Linked DNA regions of Homo sapiens: region 1 is linked to region 2. A link is a loop called in an ENCODE intact Hi-C map of the cell type or tissue named here. Cell type or tissue: CD4-positive, alpha-beta T cell. All regions are shown on one strand. Links, peaks and the distances in the headings refer to the core of each region. The heading gives the core; the rest is flanking DNA.

Region 1 (10,832 bases), core at 1,452-9,451, 530 kb after region 2:
CTGTTATCTTCCATACCAAACACAAAACTGAAAAAGAATCAACTATGTACTTACAGAATAAATAAAACGTGGTTTAGCTTCAGAACATGTTAAACAGGCTTTGGGGTTTAGTTTCCGGTGTTCTCAATGTGTATGGATAGTGTCATGTGGCCACCAAAAAAGCTGATACTGGAGTAGACAGCATTAACGAAAATACATAATTAGAACAAGAGAGGTGGCTAATTGTTGGTCATAGCATAAAATCCTCAGTGAATCAGTCAAAATGACTGACTGCTGAGAGTCCCATCTAAGGAACATCAAATCTGCTCACGGTCCTTCCTCAAGGGACAACCATAGATGGCCATGTTGTTTATTTTAATCACATGACTTTTCTCTCCCCGTAGCCTCAGTTGACTATGAGAATAATTGCCAGGGCTTGCCAAAAAACTGAAACACAGCCTGCTATAAAAGGGATGAACTGGGCTAATCAAATTCCCTCTTAGGGTTTTGAGCCTACAGTGACCAAGATAATAATGCAGTTAGCAATGGGACATGCAGCTGAAGGGATGAGGTGAGAGGTGTGAGGAGGTACTCTTGGAGTCATGTGGTACAGTGGAGAAAAGACATCGTTATGAGATAGTAGAAACTATGTGGTAGACAAAATAAATATTGAGCTGATGGAAAGAATAAGCTATTGGACAAAGAAACAGACAGAGAGGAGCAAAAATGCAGAGAACTGCTGAGTCTTATTAATGCTAGAGATCCACAGTCTTTGCCTTTCCTTTGGGGATTGACCAGAGTTTCCCGCGTTCCCGGGGACTGACAACACATACACTGAAAAGATGTTCTCAATTACTCGAGGCAACCTGAATGTCTCTGGCTTCTTGCAACCAGAGAGGCTAATAAGAACCCACACCTGCATTCAGCCTTGAACATTACATTTCAAGAGCAGTTTGGACAAACTGGAGTGTTCTAAAGAAAGAGACCAGGAAGGGAGATTTGAAACCCATTAATGTGAGGAACAGGTTGAAGGAATTGGGGAAACATTTAGCACAAAGAATAGAGGACTCAAGAATAGTGAAGGGCTGTCAGTTGTAAGGGGAATTTTACTTATTCTGTGAGACCCTAAAATTAGATTTGAGAAAAATGGGCAGAGTTAAGAAGGGATAGATTTTGGTTCAAAAAGAATCTTCTAGTAGTTGTTTGAGGTAGAGTGGAATAACTTAGGAATAAGCCAATTACCTATTTTGGAGATATTTATGCAAAGGCAAGTGGCCACTTAGTAGGGATAGTAATGTTACCTTTTAATTGTGTAGTGCTTTACAGTATATGAGGCACTTTCTACTACGTTAGTTTGATTTTCCTAATTAGGAAGTCAGGCATTTGTATATTCATTTTTACAGATGAGGAGGCTGAGGCTCAGACAGGTTCTGTTACACAGTTCATGTATAAGTTCCTGGATACCCACAGTTACCTTTATTGACTACATGAGAAATGAACATTTTAAAGGCTATATTTGAACAATGCTAGTTGATAGAGCTAATAACGTTTCTGGCTTTTAAAAAATCATCATTGTGATGCTAAATATATGTTCAAATGTACTAAAAAGGTACTCTGTTCACTCTTACATGAAAACTTATGTTCTTCTCTGCGTCTTAAGAAACTGAGACCAATTAATATATTCCTTGCATAGATACAGAAGGTCCGTGGGTGCAGTTTGTACAAACATGCCTAGATGTACATTTCAAATAAGAATAATTTTCTCTCTCCATTTGCCTGAACCCATTCCCCACTCTCTCCCAGATTTTCTGTTATTTGGCTTCAAAGACGAAAGGAGTGTGTTTGCTTGTCAGAACTGCTACTTAACCATATTGCCCTGTTGTTTCCTCAGCTCTCTATCACTAAGCTCTGCAAATGAACTAAAAGTAAAATGAGGAAATAACCACTGTTTGAAAACTCCTTGAAGAAGATATACATTGTTCTTTGCATTTTACCCTTTACTCACCTCCCCCTTTCAATTAAAAAAGAAAGAAAAGAAAAGAAAAGAAAAGATACAGGGCTGGGCACGGTGGCTCACGCCTGTAATCCCAGCACTTTGGGAGGGTGAGGCGGGCAGATCACAAGGTCCGGAATTCAAGACCAGTCTAGCCAATATGGTGAAACCCTGTCTCTACTAAAAATACAAAAATTAGCTGGGCGTGGTGGCATATGCCTATAGTCCCAGCTACTCTGGACGCTGAGGCAGGAGAATCGTTTGAATCCAGGAAGTGGAGGTTGTAGTGAGCCAAGATCTTGCCACCGCACTCCAGCCTGGGCGACAGAAGGAGACTGTCTCAAATAAATAAATAAATAAATAAATAAATAAATAAATAAATACAGAAACTCTATCACTAGTATAGTTCTAATTGGGTTATTGTCACCATAGGTGCTGACTGCTATATTTTTCTCTTGGAATGTAGCAGAAATCACCCTTTATGAAACCATTTAATCTGGTAAGTGATGGATGATACTGTTTCCTGGACATGGGCCATAGTACTTGCAGTTTGTTGATGGTGAAATATTCTCTGATGCCATGGTTGGTATTTAATTTAATATGCTGCTAAACAACAAAAACAATAACAACCAGTCTTAGGAGAGTTGACTAGTCCTTCTCTTTCCATTCCAATTCCCAGAGATCAGATTAGAAGGTGATACCAGACATTGTTTATCAAGTAGTATATTATACCCATTTTTTACATACAAATGTCTTTAGAAAAAGTTTCTGTAAATTGGATAGCTATAGGTAGAAGGAAACTGGACTCCTATCCCTCACTGTATACAAAAATTAACTCAAGATGGATTAAATACTTAAATATAACACCAGAAACTATAAAAATACTAGAAGACAGCCTAGGAAAAAACTCTTCAGGACATTGGCCTAGGCAAGAAATTTTATGACCAAGACCTCAAAAGCAAATGCAACAACAACAAAAATAGACAAATTTGGCTTAATTAAGCTAAAAAGCTTCTGCATAGCAAAATAAATAATCAACAGAGTAAACAGACAACACACAGAATGGGAGAAAATATTTGCAAACAATGCATCCAAGAAAGGACTAATATCCAGAATCTACAAGGAACTTAAACAAATCAACAAGAAAAAAATACCCAAAAATTCCTGTTAAAAAGTGGGCAAAGGACATGAACAGACATTTCTCAAAAGGTGCTGTATAAGTGGTCAACAAACAGATGAAAAAATGCTCAACATTATTAATTATCAGAGAAATGCAAATTAAGACCACAATGAAATACGATCTCATACCATTCAGAATGGCTATTATTAAAAAGTCAAAAAACAACAGGTATTGGTGAAAATGTGGAGAAAAGGCAATGCTTATACACTGTTGGTGGGAATAAAAATTAACACAACCTCTGGAAAACAGTATGGCGATTTTTAATAGAACTTCCATTTGATTCATCAATGCACTTCTGGGTATCTACCCAAAGAAAAATAAATCATTATATCAAAAAGACACCTGCATGCATGTGTTTATCACAGCACAATACACAAGAGCAAAATCATGGAATCAACCTAAGTGTCCATCAATGAATAATTGGATGAAGAAAATGTGGTATATATACACCATAGAGTACCACAGAGCCTTAAAAAAAAATCATGTTTTTTGCAGCAACATGGATAGAGCTGTAGGCCATTATTCAAAGTAAGCTAACTCAGTAACAGAAAATCAAATACCACATGTTCTCACTTATAACTGGGAGTTAAACAATGGCTATTCATGGACATAAAAATGGAAATGATAGACCCTTGGGACTCCAAAAAAGGGAGGATGGGCGGGGAGTGAGGGTTAGAAAATTACCTATTGGGTACAATGTTCACCCTTTAGGTGAGGGTACACTAGAAGCCCAAACCTCACCACTGCACAATATATCCATGTAACAAACATGCACATGTATCCCCGAATCTATAAAAATAAAACAAAAATAAAAGCTTCCATTGTAGAACTAAATAAGGCACACAAAAAAACAAGGGGAAGTCCTTGAATTTCAAAGAAAATAGAATCTATGTTTTATTAGTTAGTGTTTTTCTATGTCAATATAAAGTTGTAATGTTTGATTTAAGAAAGTGACTAGAAATGATGAATAATTTCTTTATTAATTGTATCTGGTGCTAAAATCTATCATGATCAAGGGACCTAGAACTGCAAAGAGTAGAACTTTTATCATGACAAAGCTCTGAGGAGTCAATCTAGAAATCTAAACATGTGAAGAAAAACAGAGGCAAACTTTTTTGCTCAAAAGACCAAAAGCTTCACCCTAAAGGCAGAATTTAGTTTTTAAACTTACACATATACTTCCATTACATGAGGCTGATCCTTTTTTTTTTTAATGTTTGAAGGCAACTTATTTTTTCAAAGAATCTTACAATAAATAAAATAGAAATGATCACTCCTCCTCCAGTTGTGTTTGGGTTTTCTTGTAATACTGCAGTTTTTTAAAACAAGGGACAATTGCCTTTCACTTTGAGGCTGCAGTGACAGCTTAGATAATTGCTTTGTTTTATGTTTTTGTGGATATGTGACAGCAGGGTGTTTATGTATCTGCGGCTTCATCTTTTCACGTGTATCTGCTTTGGTCTGTGGCTGTGGCTGGATCTAGATGTTTGTGTCTGTTTGCACATCTGCGCCTGTGAAGGAGTCTTCCTTTTTGCCCATGCATCTGGGTGTGTATCGGTTTGTGCATTTGTGTGTCTCTGCAGATGTGTGTGATGAAATGAGTTTCTGCAATCAGTAGAACCATCCTCTGCCAATACTTAAGTTTAGTGGGATCAATAATAGCTCAAGTACCTGGTCTCCAATGGTATGTTGCTGTTCAGGACCCAGCTGTTATGCAGATGGACTGAATCCTGCGTGCTGGTTGGGGGAGCTGGAGCAGCTGGGCTGGGCTGGCTGCGGGTAGTCATTGATCTCCTCTGAAGAGAGTCCGCTGCAGGGGGTGGCTTCCTGGCACAGGTGCAGGCATGAGGAGGCGGAGGTGGCGGTGGGAGGGGTCTGAAGGTGAACTGGTTGTGTGGGCTGCTCTGCACATCTAAAGAGGAGAGAAGAGAAACATAAAATAGAGACTTACTCTCCCACTTGGCAGTCAGGGAAACCAGCATGACAGACTTACCAGGATTTCAGATAATAAAACCTGTGGGGTGAGGGAGGTTGTTTTAAGTTCAGTCTATCTGTAAAAATGCCACTTAACTTACAAAAGCACGTGCAGCATGCTTATGAAATGTAAAACATTCACAGTTGCATTTACATGTAAATTCTTTAGGGCTATAGCAGCTAAAAAGTAAATGAGGCCGCCTCACACCATTTGTCATAGTTTCTGCTACTGAACAAATAAATCATCAACAAGACACCAAGTTACAGAACAGAAGTGAGCTGATTTCCATCAGTTGCAAAATTCTCACTTCAGAAAATGCTAGTAAAAGGCACAAATTTGTTGCAAGGAAAATCATTCGGCACTTCAAATAAAAATATAAGGCCACCTTCTGGCTTACCTCAGGAAAGGATGTGAGCTTGCCTATACGGGAGCAAATCCATATTTTAGAAAAACAGCTCACGAGTGTGTCGCTTGGCTGTGTGAAACTAATCTCTTTGTCAGCCCCCCAACTAGAGTGCTACTTGTAAAAGGTAGGCTAAAAGAAGTTTGTTCAAGTTGTTATACATATTTCCATGGTCATGCAAAGCACAGTCTGCAACTTTTTTCCTTTGCCACACCTTTCTAGGAGCTCTGCCATGTTAGCGGCAGCTTAGGCAGCAAGGAAACAGATTTTTTTTCTGCTCGTTTGCAGAGGGGCAGCCTGGGACAGCGGTCCTCAGGCTTCTATTGTTGCTATTGCTTGGTATTTTTCCATTGTTTTCCTGGCAGGCACACGTAAAGACAGTGAGTTAGAATTTGGCCCATGAGAAATACCTCAATTAAACCCCTTTAAAAAGAAATCACTATTGTAGCTGATAGCCACCTCTCTTCCACAGGAGAAACATAATAGATGTCAAGTGATTTCTTGTAACACCAGCACGTTCTGGATAAACTTTGTGGACAGCATGGCCTTGTCCCACCTCCCAAATGACTGAGAGTTGAAAAGCAGAAAAACGCCAGAGGCTTTCGATGCCTAGCAAAGGACTCAGCTGGTTTGTGCTGAGGCCCACTTTGCAGTGGCTGATCACAGAAAAAAAAAAAATCACTTCTTTCAATCTTTTTACTTCAAACTTGAATTTTAAAGACATTGGCATGGTTTTTTATTTTTAAAAACGATATTAGCCTCCCAAGAGCATGACAAATTCTTGGCTGTATTTTCTAGCACAGGTGGCTCTCCCTTTAAATAAACTCACTATATGAAAATCTGAATTGTACAAAAGATAGATAGAGAAGGGAGTGGTGATCATTCATTTTATAAAAAGGATTCCTTTAGATGGTCAGCTATCCTTGTATATTTTAAAAGAACTAAAATGTTTCATGAATTTCCTAAGTCACCCCCATTATTCCAGGCCCAGCTCAAATCCCATATTCACTAAAAAAAATCATCACAAATACTTAACATCTCATTAACTTTTTTTAAACCTCTGGGCTCATACTCATAACCGTAACTAGAAGTGTGCTTTCCATTTTGGGGACTCAAAGAAGCATAGAATGTTGAAACCCAAAGGACTTTGGAGATGCTCTCATTTTGCAAATGAGAAAACAAGTCCAGGGACACTTGGCAAGTTAGTGGCATGGCCAGGACTAGAACTCACATCTCTTGACTCTCTGGCTAATGCTCCATTCCCTGTATTGCAGATCTCTGTAATATGAGTTCTCTTTTCCTTCATAAGATTTAGAGACAAAGAATTGTCCACATTTTCTTGATTTTTCACTTAGGTTTATTACGTCTGCTTTTCTCTTTGACCATGACTCCTTAAATGTAGAAAGGAAGGCAGTGTGGTGTAATGGTATGCAACACAGCACAGTGGAAAGAGGAGAGGACTTGGACTGGGATGTATGGCAAATCTGGGTTTAAGTTCTGCCTCTACCCTTTAGAAGCTTTAACCCCTCATTTGTAAAATAAGGATAATAATAATCCCTTTTCCTAACAATTAAATTTAATTCATGTAAAATGTGCTTGAGCATGCATTTTATTGACTATTTCTTTATTGAATGTAATAAAAGTATAAAAGTATAAAACTATAAGGCTGGAAGAAATCATAGGGATCACCTAGTTAAGCTTGCCTCTCTCCACTCGCCATTTTACAGATGAGAAACCCAAGACCCAAAGAGGTGAACTGACTTGCTCAAGGTCATTCAACTTGGATACTTTTTCCTGCCCATGCCAGATGATTTCTTTACTCTTTTTCTGTACGTGTTTTTGTAAATTAAGTGACATTTTAACAGATAGACTGAACTTAAAACTCTCCCCCACCCCCATGGGTTATGTTATCTGAAATCCCAGTACTCTGCCCAGCACTCTTTCCATTATGCTACTTCGGAACATAAACATGACTCTCTTCTATGACTTTAACATTTACTATTTTTGCCATAAATTTGATCCCTGAGTTGGCAATATTATAGCATCCCCATCATATTCTATGTGTTTTGCCTTTTCTCCCAAAATAGACTGCATGTTTCTTAGAATAAGGTTTCCTTCTACTTCTCCTGTATGCTGTATGACATTGAGCAAAGTACTGGGTACAGAGCAAGATCTCTAAAATCTTTTGCTAATAGAAGAGGGTTTGACTGGATCATGGGACCCAGATAATCACCTTCTGTGTTCCCTTTGGCTCTCATTCTGATGTAGCCACTGGCTATCTATTCAATTGACAGAGAAGTAGGTTTTCCCCTTGAAGATCTTAGTGGAATGCCTCCCAGAGCCATGACAAAGGACAATGATACTCTGAAGAAGGTGCTTAAAATGATGCCCCTTCATGATGTGAAAAAAGCACCAGTGACACACTACAGATCTACTGTCTAATGCCACGTGTGGGAGAGCACTTAATGACCCGAGGGAAGGGAGGAAAAGGTGCAAGTCCAAGGTTAGAAGAAAAAGAGGAGTCAATTTGAGGTCTTGTGCTCAGAACCCCTCTAAACAACATGCATGACATTTACTAGCTTAATCAGTAGGGGTTTCTGTCAGCACAGTTGTGCAAGAGAAAGGGTTTCTCTTCAGTACAGTTGTTCAAAAGAAAAAGAATATCTCATTGACATCAGATTTATTGCCTGCTAGATTACCTCACAATCTTTGCAACTCTATTATGAAAAATGATAAAAATTTTACTTCATTGAAAAGTGCAATCATAGTATTATTATTTCTGTTGCAGGTAGAATGGCTTTGTCTAGTCATTTAGATTATCTACGTATAATGCATATCCATATACATATATGGATATTTTGATTTTCATCTATTTTACTGTGTATTTTTATTTCCACATTTCAAATATGTGGAAGTTTCCCTGCTAGTTCATATTGTCTTTAAACGCTTTCACAATATTGGATTGTTGCACTGAGTGGAATACATCCAGACCTTAAGCCTTTATGAAATGCAAATGATCTCAGATTCATTCTTTTTTTCACCTCAGGAAAAAGATGGGGAATGCACTTGTTCCCTCCCAAATGAAGTAATTTAATACTTGGGATCCATGAAATGGGATTTCCCAACATTAAACACTAATGAAAAATACATTAGTGTTCAGTGTCAGAAGCTCTAGAACACCAATTCTAGGGGTTTGCGAGTCACATACACTCACTTCCAAATGTATCTGGCAACCATACACTTCTGTGCCCCAGAGAGAGGAAGGGAGAAGGGGGGAGTGGTGATTATGCAAATGTAGATATCCAGACTTACTTACAAAGCTTTCTGAAAATAAATTAAGTTTTCAAATGGAAAGGTCTAATTCACATAATATACTTGGATAGTAGCCAGTTTCAGGTTTGAGGTCCTAAAATAACTTGGTAAGATAATTTCTCAGGAGCAAAATTCCTCCAAACTGTAGATTTGAGACATTTTAAGTGTGGCAGAGCTACTAATAGAAGTATAAGCCTTCAGAAACAACATTGCCTCTGTCTCCAAAAGGTAAGTGCAAGAAGAAACGTGTCACGCATAGTTTTTTCTTTTTTCCTTTTCTTCTCTTTTTGCCAATACACCTTATTTTGGATAATGTGTTAGAGAAAGCTTTCACAAGAAATTAGAGTATCTCTGCTCAGAAATACTGTGGCAACTTATCAGAGTGTCTATCAGGGTGTTTTGTCCCTTACATTTCATTAACATATACAGTCAGTTCTGCTACAAGACAAAGCATGCATTTCTGCAATTCACTGCACTATGCAAAATCACACCTAACCAAAGGGTTATGGAAAAAATGAAGTTAGGGATGCAACATTCAGAAACATAATCAATGACGCATTAAAAAAAAAGGAACCTAATAAGAATGACAGCATAGTTTGTCATATATTAATGGTTAAGGGATACGCGAATGCCATACCAAATATGACACTTTATCTTGTGAAAGTGGGTGCCAGAAGAGTTGCAAATTGTGAGTTATTGTGAAGTGGTGAAAAGGAAAGTTATCTGATTAGGACGGAAACTTCTAAATACCAGATGTGGATGGGACAGGCTCCTATCCACATGTGGTGAGCTGAAATAGCTGATGGATATTGCAGGTATATACATGTGCCCATTTTGTGTATTCTTACGCAGTTCATTCTGCTGTATGCAGTTTTCTGCATTCATCTAGTGCTTTTAACAGATGGAATTGCGCATATGCAAACGCAAAATTTGTCTTAAGTTCAAACTGTTCTCAAACATCCCAATGGCAAAGGAAAAAATTAACCTTTATAAAACGAGCACTGTAGCAGCACTGGCTGTACATGCAAAATAATTTTCGGTAGGTGTTAAAAATAAATATTGTCAGTATTACAGTAATGCCAAATAGACATTTTTCTTGAAAAATTTGACCAAAGTAGATACATGGCTAGCTTTTCTGAAATCCATGTACTAAATTGATCATTCTTTTCTTTAGTGACACTGTGACAATACCTTCCCTAAATATGTTTTTTCCCAAGGTTACTATGCAGTGTACGTTGTCAAAAGGGGCACATATATTCCTATAGCTCTAGAAAAAGGTCACGGAGAGTCAGAAATCATGTCTGTACTTCCTGGTCTTAGTATGTGTTTCATTATCTCCTTGGCCAAGGGGAAGGGTAGCTCCACAATTCTTTATCTACAACTATGGAATCAAAGAATCTCTGAAAAATGAGTTTGTTTTCCCCTAACTCACTGGGTGGCAAAAGCTGACCTGAAATGCTTTGAGGATATTTATGGTCTTTACTTATTTATCTAATTTCATAAATTTTGGTGGCAAAGCCTGACCTGAAGTGATATGAGGACATTTATAGTCTTCATTTATTTATCTTATTTTGTGAATTTTCATACATTTAGGTAAGAAAGTATTAATGCATTTTATTAAGGGGTGCTGGCCCATACCTCACTCTGGGTGAGTGTATATATAATATACAGTATATGTACAGCAGCACCTTTGTAAAATTTGAAAAATTCTAAATTCTGAAAAAAGTGGACCCCAAAGGTTTTGGATAAGGGATTATGGGCCTGTATTAGTATTTAACCACCTTCCTGAGCTCTTATGAGGCAATATTAATTAATGCCTCTGAAGACCATATAATCTACACGTGCAAAGAACATCAGGGCACCAAGAGTTATTGCCATACTACTTATGTCAGATCTCTCAAGGCCAATTAGAAGTCTTTGGTTCCTGAGGTTGCTTTTCTGAGCTGCCCTCCCCTTCTAGGCAGGAGTAGGGGGTAAAAGGAAACAGGCT
Region 2 (10,832 bases), core at 1,537-9,536:
ATTTTGCATTCCCACCAACAGTGTATAAAGGTGCTTTTAATTACTCCTAATCCACACCAATGCTTGTTGTCTTTTTTGTTTGTTTGTTTAGGAGACGGTCTTTCTCTGTCACCCAGGCTGGAGTGCAGTGGCATGATCATAGCTAACTCCAGCTTTGAAATCCTGGGCTCAAGCAATCCTCCTGCCTCAGCCTCTTGAGTAGCTAGGGCTACAGGTGGGTGCCACCACACCGGGCTATTACATTTTTTTTTTTTTTTTTGTAGAGACAGGGTCTTACTATGTTGCCCGGGCTGGTCTTGAACTCCTGGTCTCCAGTGATCCTCCTGCTTCAGCCTCCCAAAGTACTGGGATTACAGGCACGAAGCCACCACACCTAGTCGGCAATGGTTTCTTAAGTATGAAACCAAAAGCACAAGGAAAAAAAGGGGAAAAAAGATAAATTGGACTTCATCAAAATTTAAAACTTTATGCTTTCATGGACACATCAAGAAAGTGAAAAGACAACCCATAGAATCACAGAAAATATTTGGAAATCTGATAACAGTCTAGAATCCCAAATACATATAAAATTACAACTCAACAACAAAAAACAACCCAATCAAAATGAACAAAGAAATAGACATTTTTTTCCGTGGAGTATATAAAAGTGAACAATAAGCATATGAACAGATGCTTAACATCATTAGCCAATAGAAGAATATGAATAAAAACCATAATGAGATACTACTTCTCTAGCATGGCTGTAATTTTTTAAAAAGTGAAAATAAATTTTGGAAAGGATTTGGAGAAATGAGAACCCTCACACATTGTTGACGGGAATGTAAAATGGTGCAGCTGTTGTTGAAAAGTTTATTAGTTCCTCAATAAATTAAACATAGAATGACCATATAGCAATTCAACTCCTAGATACATACTTGAGAAAACTGGTAATATATATTCACACAAAAACTTGTACGCAAATAGCAGCATTATTCATAGCATCCAAAAAGTGGAAGCAACCCAAATTTCAATTATTCAACTCTAAAAATGAATGAAATACAGATACATGATACAATGTGGATGAACCCTAAAAAATTATGGTAAGTGAAAGTAGCCAGAAACAAAAGGTCACATATTGTATGATTCCATTTACATGAAATGTGCAGAATAGGTAAATCCATAGATTTATGGAGAGCGTAGATTTATTTGGAATGTAGATTAATGGTTACCAGGAGCTGGGGGTGGGAAGGAATGGGAGTGACTTTTTAATGTGTATAAGTTACTTTTGGGGTGATTAAATGTTCTGGAATTAGATAGTGGTGGTGGTTGCATAATATTGTGAATGTATATATTTCTATTATGTGGTTGGTGTTTTATTAATTTGTAGAAACTATATGTGGTGGATATAAAATTCTTTTTTAATATGCTGCAAATATTTTCTTTCAGTCTTTTGTCTATCTACTAAATTTCCTTGTGTTATCTTTTTCTGTACAGAAGTTGAAAATTTTTACATACATGTGTTAATTTTTACATACATACACATACATGTGTAAATTTTTACATACATGTGCAAATTTTTACATACATGTGTTAATGTTTTTTCTTATGGCTTTTGAATTTGAATCTTAAGAAGATATCTCCCACTCCAACATTATAAAAATATTTTCAGTGTTTTCCTCTAATGCTTCTGAGCTCTTATTTTTTAATTAAAAAAATTTTTGTTTTTGAAGCAGGGTCTCACTGTGTCTCCCATTCTGGGAGTAGAGTGGCATGATCTCGGCTTGTTGCAACCTCTGCTTCCCAGGCCCAAGCAATCCTCCTACCTCAGCCTCCCGAGTAGCTGGGACCACAATTGTGCGCCACCACGCCTGGCTAATTTTTCATAGAGACGGTGTTTCACTAGTTGCCCAGGCTGGTCTCGAACTCCTGAGCTCAAGTGATCTGACTGCGCTGGCCTCCCAAAGTGGTGGGATTACAGGCATGAGCCACTGTGCCTGGTCTGAGCTTTTATTTTTAAATGAAGGTTTTAAAAGCATCTATAATTTTTTGTGCTTTGGGCATGAAGTGAGAGTTTAACTATTTTTTTCCAAGTAGTGCTGTACAATTTATTGAACAATTCATGCTTTCCCTACCAATTTGAACTATTACCAGTATCATATTTTGATAATAACATTGAAAACGTAGCAGTCTTTGGCAGTCAGGTCTTTCAGAGATTCCTGTGTAATGATTGATGGTTATTATAGCCTATTCTATTTTAATTATAAATGTACTAAAATAATGCAACTTATCTCTAAGCAGTTATTTTAAGTATTTTTCTCTGGAAGGCATTTTTGTGAAATTATTCGGTTGTCTCATCAATTTTGATGGTGGATATATTCATCTGCTCAGGCTGCCATAACAAACTACCATAGAGCGGGAGGCTTGCCCAACAGAAATTTATTTTCTCACAGTTGTGGAGACTGGAAAACCACCGTCAAGTTCCAGCAGGGTGGGTGTCTGATGAGTGTTCTCCCCTTGGGTTGCAGACAGCTGCCTTCCCTCTGTGTGCTCACGTGGCCTCCTTGGTGTGCTTGTGTGGAAAGAGGAAGGAAGAGGGGGAGGGTAAAGGAGGGAGAAGAGGAGGGGAGAACGAGCACTCTCTGGTGTCTCTTCTTATGAGGACACTAATCCTATCAGATTGGATCAACTCTAAGATAATACTTTAATATATTACTTAGTAATTTTTATAACTTTCTAAGTATTTTCTTTTAAGTACCTTCTTACTTAATACTTAGAAAAATTCCTGGCTGGGCATGGTGGCTCACGCCTATAATCCCAGTACTTTGGGAGGCTGAGATTGGCGGGGGATCACCTTTGGTCAGGAGTTGGAGACCAGCCTGGCCAACATGGTAAAACCCTGTCTCTACTAAAAATACAAAAATTAGCCAGGCATGGTGGTGGGCACCTGTAATCCCAGCTACTTGGGAAGCTGAGGCAGGAGAATCGCTTAAACCCGGGAGGCGGAGGTTGGAATAAGCCAAGATCGAGACACTGCGCTCTAGCCTGGGCAACAGAGCAAGGCTCCATCTCAAAAAAAAAAAAAAAAAAAGAAAAAGGAAAAAAAAGAGAAAAATTCCTTCCTTCCTTCCTCCTTCCCTCCCTCCCTCCCTCCCTCCCTCCCTCCCTCCCTTCCTTCCTTCCTTCCTTCCTTCCTTCCTTCCTTCCTGTTCTGTATCCATTCTACCTTCTTTTGGCAGAAGCATGCCCATTTCCTTTGGGAAGATTCTTTTTTTGACCCTGGATAAATTCTGGTAGGAATATTGATCAAGATACCCTGCCCTCTCCTAGTGTAGGAGTAGTGATGTGGACCCAAGCTAGGTCAATTAGAAGCTTCCTCTTGAATTTGATCTATGAATGGAGTAATAAAAAGACCGCATAAAGTGTTAAGCAGTTCTTGCTCTACATCTTCTGGAGCTCCCTGGTTTCTGCTTTGGTTTCTGAGGAGTTGGTTTTTCCAGTCTCTTCTTAAACCTGTTCGCTGCCCTGTAGCCTTCAAATAAATTCCCTCTTTTCCTAAGTTAGCCAGAGTTGGGTTTTGTCACAACCAAAAAACTCCAACTCATATAAGGGTGGTTCATTAAATCATTTGGCAAATATTTATTAAGTACTTACTATTTGCCAAGGGCTGTACTAGTCACCGGGGAGGGCTTTCCAAGTGTTTAATGCGCTGATCTCTTTTGTCAATAAGAAAGAAAACTGGGAGTTAACTCTCTGCCTTCATTATAAGTGCCAAGAAAAAAAAGAGACTCTAGGAGACTCCCAGTGCTCCACAGGAGAATAATTAACTATCATTAAATAAAGTTTAATAGAAACAATAAAAACACTAACGTTAACATTATGATGATTTTGTCTAGTTGAATTAATTCAGAGCTTTAATAATTTCCAACTTTGTAACAAGTTTCTTTAGAGGTCATAGTTATTGTTATACTCCTGAGTAAATTTGGGTAAATCCTTGTTGCTCACCACTCAGGCACACATTACATAGTGTTGCCTATGTGAGAAGCAGCTCTATCAAAAACCAATGCCAATTATTTGAGGCATTTGCATTTGGGACTTATTAATAGCCATGGGTGAAAAAGATATTCACTTGGTACTTACGGCCTTTAAAAGATGAAGCAGTAGTTTGAAGGAACCAGTGGTTTGGGAGAATTAAATACTGATTCCTATTGTACCCCGTTGACATACACAGTTTAAGCTCTGATCTTGTCTTAAATTATTGGAATTGTGGAAACTGCTCCATTAATAACAATTTTAGTAACTTTGGGGGCTTAGTAATTGGTTTCAACATGACCTTTCTCTTGAAACATTTAGACTCTCCTTTCAGATTCCAGACATAGAACTAGTGTAGATTCTTTGGCATAATTGATTTGGAGTTCAAATGTAAAAGCACTCTTTTCTCTTACAGAAGCATCTGAATTCATATCTCATGTATCTCCTGATCAGCAGCCAAATGTCTCTTTGAACTGAACTTTGGTTTCAATTGCCTGTGAAAGAACACGATTCTTCTCATCTTCCTCCAAGCATTCTTCTTACTGCAATTTTATTTGCCCTTGAAAGAGCCTGTCTTTGCAATTGGCCCTTGCACGGGTGTCCCTTTAAAATTGGGTTTCCAGATCCATAAAAATTCTAATTTAAAATACTATTGGTTATGACTTCCTATTCTTGGTAAAAGAAAACAAATACTCTTGGTGATTTGAAACTAAGATATTTTCATCTTTGGGACAAATTTTGTAGCATTTAAATTTATTCATTGTGTGGAGAAAAAAGTTATTTTGAAAAATTGATGAAATTTTTGAATATTCTCTTTAATCTGTGATATTTTAGAAAAATTCAAAAAGTGTAAGTTTCTTAACTCATACAAATCCATAAAATGATGGGCCACAAAGCTCAATGCAAGGAAAAAAATAATCAATGTGCCCTACAGCATCCCCAAAGTAAATTGTGCTAATATGATGTATTTTAAGCCAGACCATCTTGAAAATAACCTTCAAATTTGGTGAAAATATGTCCACTTGTTTTTACAGCTAGAGAACAGACAAAACTAGAGAACAGGTGTTAATTACATACAGGTAAGACATAAGTGATCTGTGCAGTCATTGATGACCCTGGCCCTTTCTTCCGTGACTTCTGCTACTCATTAGTATCTCCACCAGAGGGCAGACAGTAAAAGAGAAAGGAAAGGAGAGGAAAGGACATGAGGCTCTTGCAACCCAGCAAAGAACTTGAAACTCTTTAAGCCCATCTCTGAATTCATTCTGAGGTCCTGATGGATCTAGTTTATTTGAATGACAGTATTAGCTCTGATAGGGAACTGGGTCCCAATCATGACTCAGCCACTTCAGGTAGTCAAGAACTATTTACTGAGTGTCTGGTATATGTGAGGCACTGTTCTGGACACGGGATACAGTACAGACAAAAATGTTAGTTTGTGGAACTCGCAGTCTAGTGTTGTATTATAATCCCCATGAGCCTCAGTTTCTTTATCTGTACCATGGGGACAATAACACTGGAGTTTCTGTGAGCATTTAAATGAGATACTTAAGCACCTAACAAAGTTTATTATATTTTAATTTATACCTTGTACAGTTTTATATAGCGCCTATACAATTTTTAAATTTTATACTTTACAGTCCATACACAGTTTTATATTATTTATTATAATTTATAGTCTGTACATAGTCTATGTAGTGTCTATAAAGTTTTGAATTCTATTTGACATCATTCCATAAACACTTTTCTATGAGTGATTCTACTTAGTATTTTAATGGTTATACAACATTTCATCGTGTTGATTTGTCATAACACTTCAACACTGCTCTATTCTATTAGATACTTGGTCATAGAAAGTTCTCAGTAATTATTTGTTGAAAAAAATGCATGAACATCACATACTTATATTACTTGCATCTTTTCAACATTATAAATAACACTTTATTTTCTGAATAATGTTTCTGGTAACTACTCTAAAAGTAGGATTATTGTATCAAAATGCATGACACAAGGCATGAATAGTTTCATGATCCTCAATATATATTACCATCATGCTGCTGTAAAGACTGGTACTAATTTAAAACTAATAACTACATTGGGGTTTAATTTGTATTATTTAATTATTAATATTGTTGAATTTCTTTTGTATAGTTACTTACTATTTGAATATCCATGTAGTCAAACTTATCTGTTTGTGGACCAGGACAATCTCGAGAGAAGACAGGGCAGGCCTTCTATGTAAGATGTTAGCTACAAGAGCACAAATAACCACCTGAGCCATAAGGGCATCAGGAGCAGAAAATGAGGTGACAGAAGGAAGAGCCATGCAGAAAATAAAAGGGAAGGGCATAAGAGACAGATGTTACAGTTTTGCCAAACTTACAGATGATAGATAAAGACTATTACCACAAAGGAGAACCTTTTTGTTACATCATATCGAGGGTGGGGCTGTTTTGTGCAATGAGCACCTGCAATGTTGCAAGTGAAGTTGGTGAACCCTGGTATCTTGGTTGGAGTTGAGAGTGCTGATGTAGCACTAGGCATGGAAACGTTGATGAATTAGTATGAATTGGGGCCTGGTTTGCAATGTGATTTGCATATCTGTGGTTTGGGGTTATGCATGCCGTATATTTACCCCTTTGCCCTGAAGAATAAAATTGGTTGAGTAGTTGAAATTAAGCAATGAGTCTTTGATCTGAAATGGTTTGGTAAAATAAGCAATTGTGTGGTTTTAAAAAATACTGCATATTGAAATATTTTCAAACCTACAGAGAAGTTACAAATGCAGTGCAAATAACTTCCATATCTGTTTCACCTAGATTCTTGTTAACATTTTACTGCATTTGCTCCCTCTTTCTCATATATATATAAACATTATTACATATATAAATAATATATAAACATTATTATATTAATGTGTATATATATATACACATTAGTCTTTTTCTGAACCACTTGAGAGTAAGCTGAAGACATGATGTTCTATGATCCTTAAATATTCCAGTGTGTCTTTCCCCTAGCAAGTCCACTCTCCTAACCTACCAGCATACAGCTCTCCAGGTCAGGAAATCCACAGTGGTACAACACTACCACTCAATCTGCAGACCCAATTAAAACTTTGCCAACTGTCCCAACAATGTCTCCTTTTCCTTTCTGGTCCATGATTCCATCCAGGAACACTTAGTTACCAGCAATTAGTTGTCATCAGTGTCCATCTAGTATTTAGTTGTCGTATCTCTTCAGGCTCCTTCAATCGGAGAGAGTTCCATAGATTTTTCCTGTCTTTCATGTCCTCAACAGTTTTAGCAACTACTGATTTTACATTTTGTAGGATGAGCCACGTTTCCTTATGACTAGACTCAGGCCACATTTTCTTGGCAGGAATACCCTAGAAATGATGCTGTGTTCTTCTTGGTGCATTGCATCAGAGAGCACACAATGCCAACCTATCCTGTCACTGGTAGTGTTAACTCTAATCACGGGGTATATTGGTGTCTGCAGGTTTCTCTAGCATAACAATGTCCCTTTTTTTTCTCTTTGTAATTGATCAGTATTTTGTGGGGAGATATTCCCAGATTATGCCAACATCCTGTTTCTCATCGATCTTCTACCCACCACCCTTAACTGCCTGAATCAACCAGGCAGTTAATTCAGTTATGTTATGGTGGCCAAATATTGATTCTCATTCCCATCAATCTTTCTACACTTATTAGTTGGCATTCTACTGTATGGAACAGAAGGGCTTCTCCTCTGTTCCAGTTATCTATTGCTGTACATCAAGCTAGACCCAAATTTACTGGCTTAAAACAACAAGAATTTAGCTCATGAATCTGCAATCTAGGCAAGGTGATATTTTAGCTGGGGCAGTCAGCTGGGGTTAGAGGATCCAGTTCCAAGGTGGTTCATCACTCACATGACTGACTAGTTGTTGCTGTCTTTTGACTGGGACCTCAGCTGAGGCTGCCAGCCAGAACCCTCACATGAGGCCTTGCTATGTAGCTGCTTGATTTCATCCCAGCATTGGGGTTGAGATTTAACAGCAAGTATCCCAAGAGAGCAAGGTGGAAGTGCATGGCCTTTTTCTAATACAACCTCAGAAGTCACACAGCTTTCATTTCCATTGTATTCTGTTGGTTGAGGCAGTCATAAATATCCATCTAGGGTCAATGGATGGGGACATAGCTCTTACCACTTGATGGGAAGATTGTTAACATCACATTGTAAGAACAGCCTATAGGATAGAATATATTGTGGTGGGTATCTTTGTAGATATAGTCTGCCCTATCCTTTATTTATTTATTATTTATGTATGTATGTATGTCAATATGGACTCATGGAGTCCTATTTTGTATAATTGGTTGCGATCCATTACTATCAACGTTTATTTTGATGCTCAAATTTTCCCAGATTTGACCACTGGGAGCCCCTTTCAAGGTGGTCTCGGTGTCCTTTTGACTTGTTCCCATTATTCTTTGAGCACTTTTTCTTTAGTGGAGGGTGGTATATGAAAACTATTATCTGAGCTCTTGGTGGGCTCATTGCTGCTGGGCTATTATTGCTTGCAGGTGCTCTTAGCAGACAGGGCTGGAAAATATATGTATGTATATATTAATACATACATGTGCATATATACACATATGTACATCTATAACTATTTTTATATCTCTCTGAGTATATATATTTAAAACATGAATTTATACCCAAACCTCCAATTTCAACCCAGAATGTTAACATTCGGTCTGGTCTTCCTCCTTTCTGTTTTTAGTATCTTCTCCAACAGTGAGAAGCCTGCCACTTATCTTCAATATAATCTTCACTTATTTGCTCAATTAATGTAAACAGTCTCTAAACCACATGAGTCTACTCTCCCACCTACCACTTCAACACCCCACCACCAGTGATCTACATTCTCAAACAGGATCAGGCACATTACCAACGAACTTCCAGGTGGCATTCTGTATCGCTTCAGCATCCCATGTCTTTGGTCACCAATAGGCACTCCTCCAGCACATCTCTGCACAGCTCCCCTCCTCTCTGAAACTGGTCAAAATGTGGTACAGGGTCTTCACTTTTTGAAAATCCACACTAGCTCCTTTTTCATCTTTAAAAAATGCAAATTCGATCATGTTGTTCCCCTGCTTAAAACCCCTGAATGACTTTCTGGTCCTTAGGCTAAATCCAAAAACTATAATATGGCCTACAAAACCCTACATCATTTGACATCCTGCCTGCTTCTTCAGTATCATCTGAATTATTTCTCTGGGTTCAGTCAGTTTCCCAGAGTGGAATCTTCCAATCTTCCGCTTGGCATGTGTAACCTGGCTGTCAGTATTTTGGGAACTGAGTCAAGGATGGGGACTGGAGGTCTCAATGTTCAGAAGGCAGACTCCAACTTAATCCCAGTTTTCAACATAGCTTCTCAGTGGGCCCTCAGCTGTGCTTGGTTTAAATGTTTTCTCCCCTGCTGGGATGGAGGGAGGGATTTGGGGGCTGTTTCTTATCATCATGTTCAATCTATCATCCTGTTTTCAACTCCATACCAAAACTCCCACTTTCAGAGATAACTGGTACCCTCAAAACCTGAGCTTTTTGAGGTTTGGAGTATAAACCGCATCCTTGGGTTTTGGCTTTTTCTAATCTGCTAAACCACTCATTTAGCCATTCTCTAGTTTCCATATTTGCACATGTACACGCATGCACGCGTGTGTGCTTCTTGCTTATTATAGCCTCTCCCCCTTTTTCCTTTGTACTCACTGCATTTGGCCTTTTAATCCCCTGTTCTTTTTTTGTGGGATCTCAGGAAGGAGCTCAGATAAGTGCATGTGTTCAATTTGCCCAATTTAATTGGAAGTGAAGTTGTTTTAAATAACAAACACCTGTTTCATTTTAAAGCCAATCCCATGAACAAAAACTGGATTTCCTGGAATCATGAAATATTATAACAAAAAATGTTCATCCAGTCCATTGTTTCTTGTCTTTTTGCTACCAAGTATCTCTTTTATTATATTATATCTACCCCTCACTCCAACCCCACAATTGAAAAGATTCAGACTTCCAAACCTTAGTTTGGGAAACTTTGCTCAAGTCAATGCCCTCGTTTTACAGATGAAAAGACTGAGGCCAAGAGATAGAAGTGATTTGTTGAAGTCTAACCACTAATAAGGGGCCAAGTTAGGATGGGCACCCAAGTCTCCTACTTCCTCTTCTGCTGCTTTTCTATCTAGGATGTGAGATTTCTGACTGCCCCCAAACTGATGGGAGGGTGAGGGAAAACTTTCCTTCTGACTGTGGTTTTTCTTAGCAACATCATTACTGGCATTGAAACATTACTTCTTCTGGTGGCTAAGAGGAAAATGCTCTCCGCCACCTTGAAGGCCACAGGTGGCCAGACATTCTGGGAATCACTGGAGCTTTCTCAGGGCCACAGGGGAACCGTTTGTTTGAAATGTAATAAAGGTTCCTTTACACCAAACGTGGAGAAAAAGCTGCACTGGGAACACAACAGAATCAGCGTGAGAGGTCTTTTCTAGCCACTTAACCAGCCAATCAGCAAGGGGGCGCCTGCTGGGAACTCTTTCCTCTCCTGGAAGTTACCAGGGATACACGGGCTTGGCCCTGAAGGGGCTTCTGATCAAATTGCAGAGACCAGACAGCTTATCGAACAGCTTATAACCTCTCTAAAGGCAGGACCTTTCTTATTCTTATTTCTTGTGGGCCTCAGTGCCCCAGGCCTCCTGCTGGACACATGTTAGTTACCTATAGCTTAATTAAAGCTTCTTTGGTGCATTATTTCCTCTCCCCAAAGTGGAAATAATGAGCGAGTG

What was found. Peaks named below come from ENCODE experiments on the same cell type or tissue, not always from the same donor. Only the 100,000 strongest peaks of a DNase experiment are listed, where the experiment ranks them.
Region 1: a loop joins it to region 2, with 4 times the contacts of the local background. A loop is called at or near these places in 4 of 110 quality-filtered maps.

Annotation. Positions count from the first base shown.
Region 1 is chrX:124,732,134-124,742,965 of GRCh38, forward strand. It overlaps TENM1 (teneurin transmembrane protein 1), which reads right to left. Exons shown (of 35, transcript NM_001163278.2): 7 at 4,824-5,064. Among named protein-coding and RNA genes, the nearest start is that of SH2D1A, 390 kb to the left of the region's middle. In CD4-positive, alpha-beta T cell, for the core only: no CTCF peak of the experiment used is centred there; DNase peaks (open chromatin) are centred at 4,628 and 4,968; H3K4me3 peaks cover 1,147 bases.
Region 2 is chrX:124,206,351-124,217,182 of GRCh38, forward strand. No RefSeq gene overlaps it. Among named protein-coding and RNA genes, the nearest start is that of TEX13D, 120 kb to the right of the region's middle. RefSeq lists an enhancer at 10,627-10,832. In CD4-positive, alpha-beta T cell, for the core only: CTCF peaks have their summits at 5,177 (motif pointing right) and 5,377; DNase peaks (open chromatin) are centred at 5,181 and 6,501; H3K27ac peaks cover 637 bases.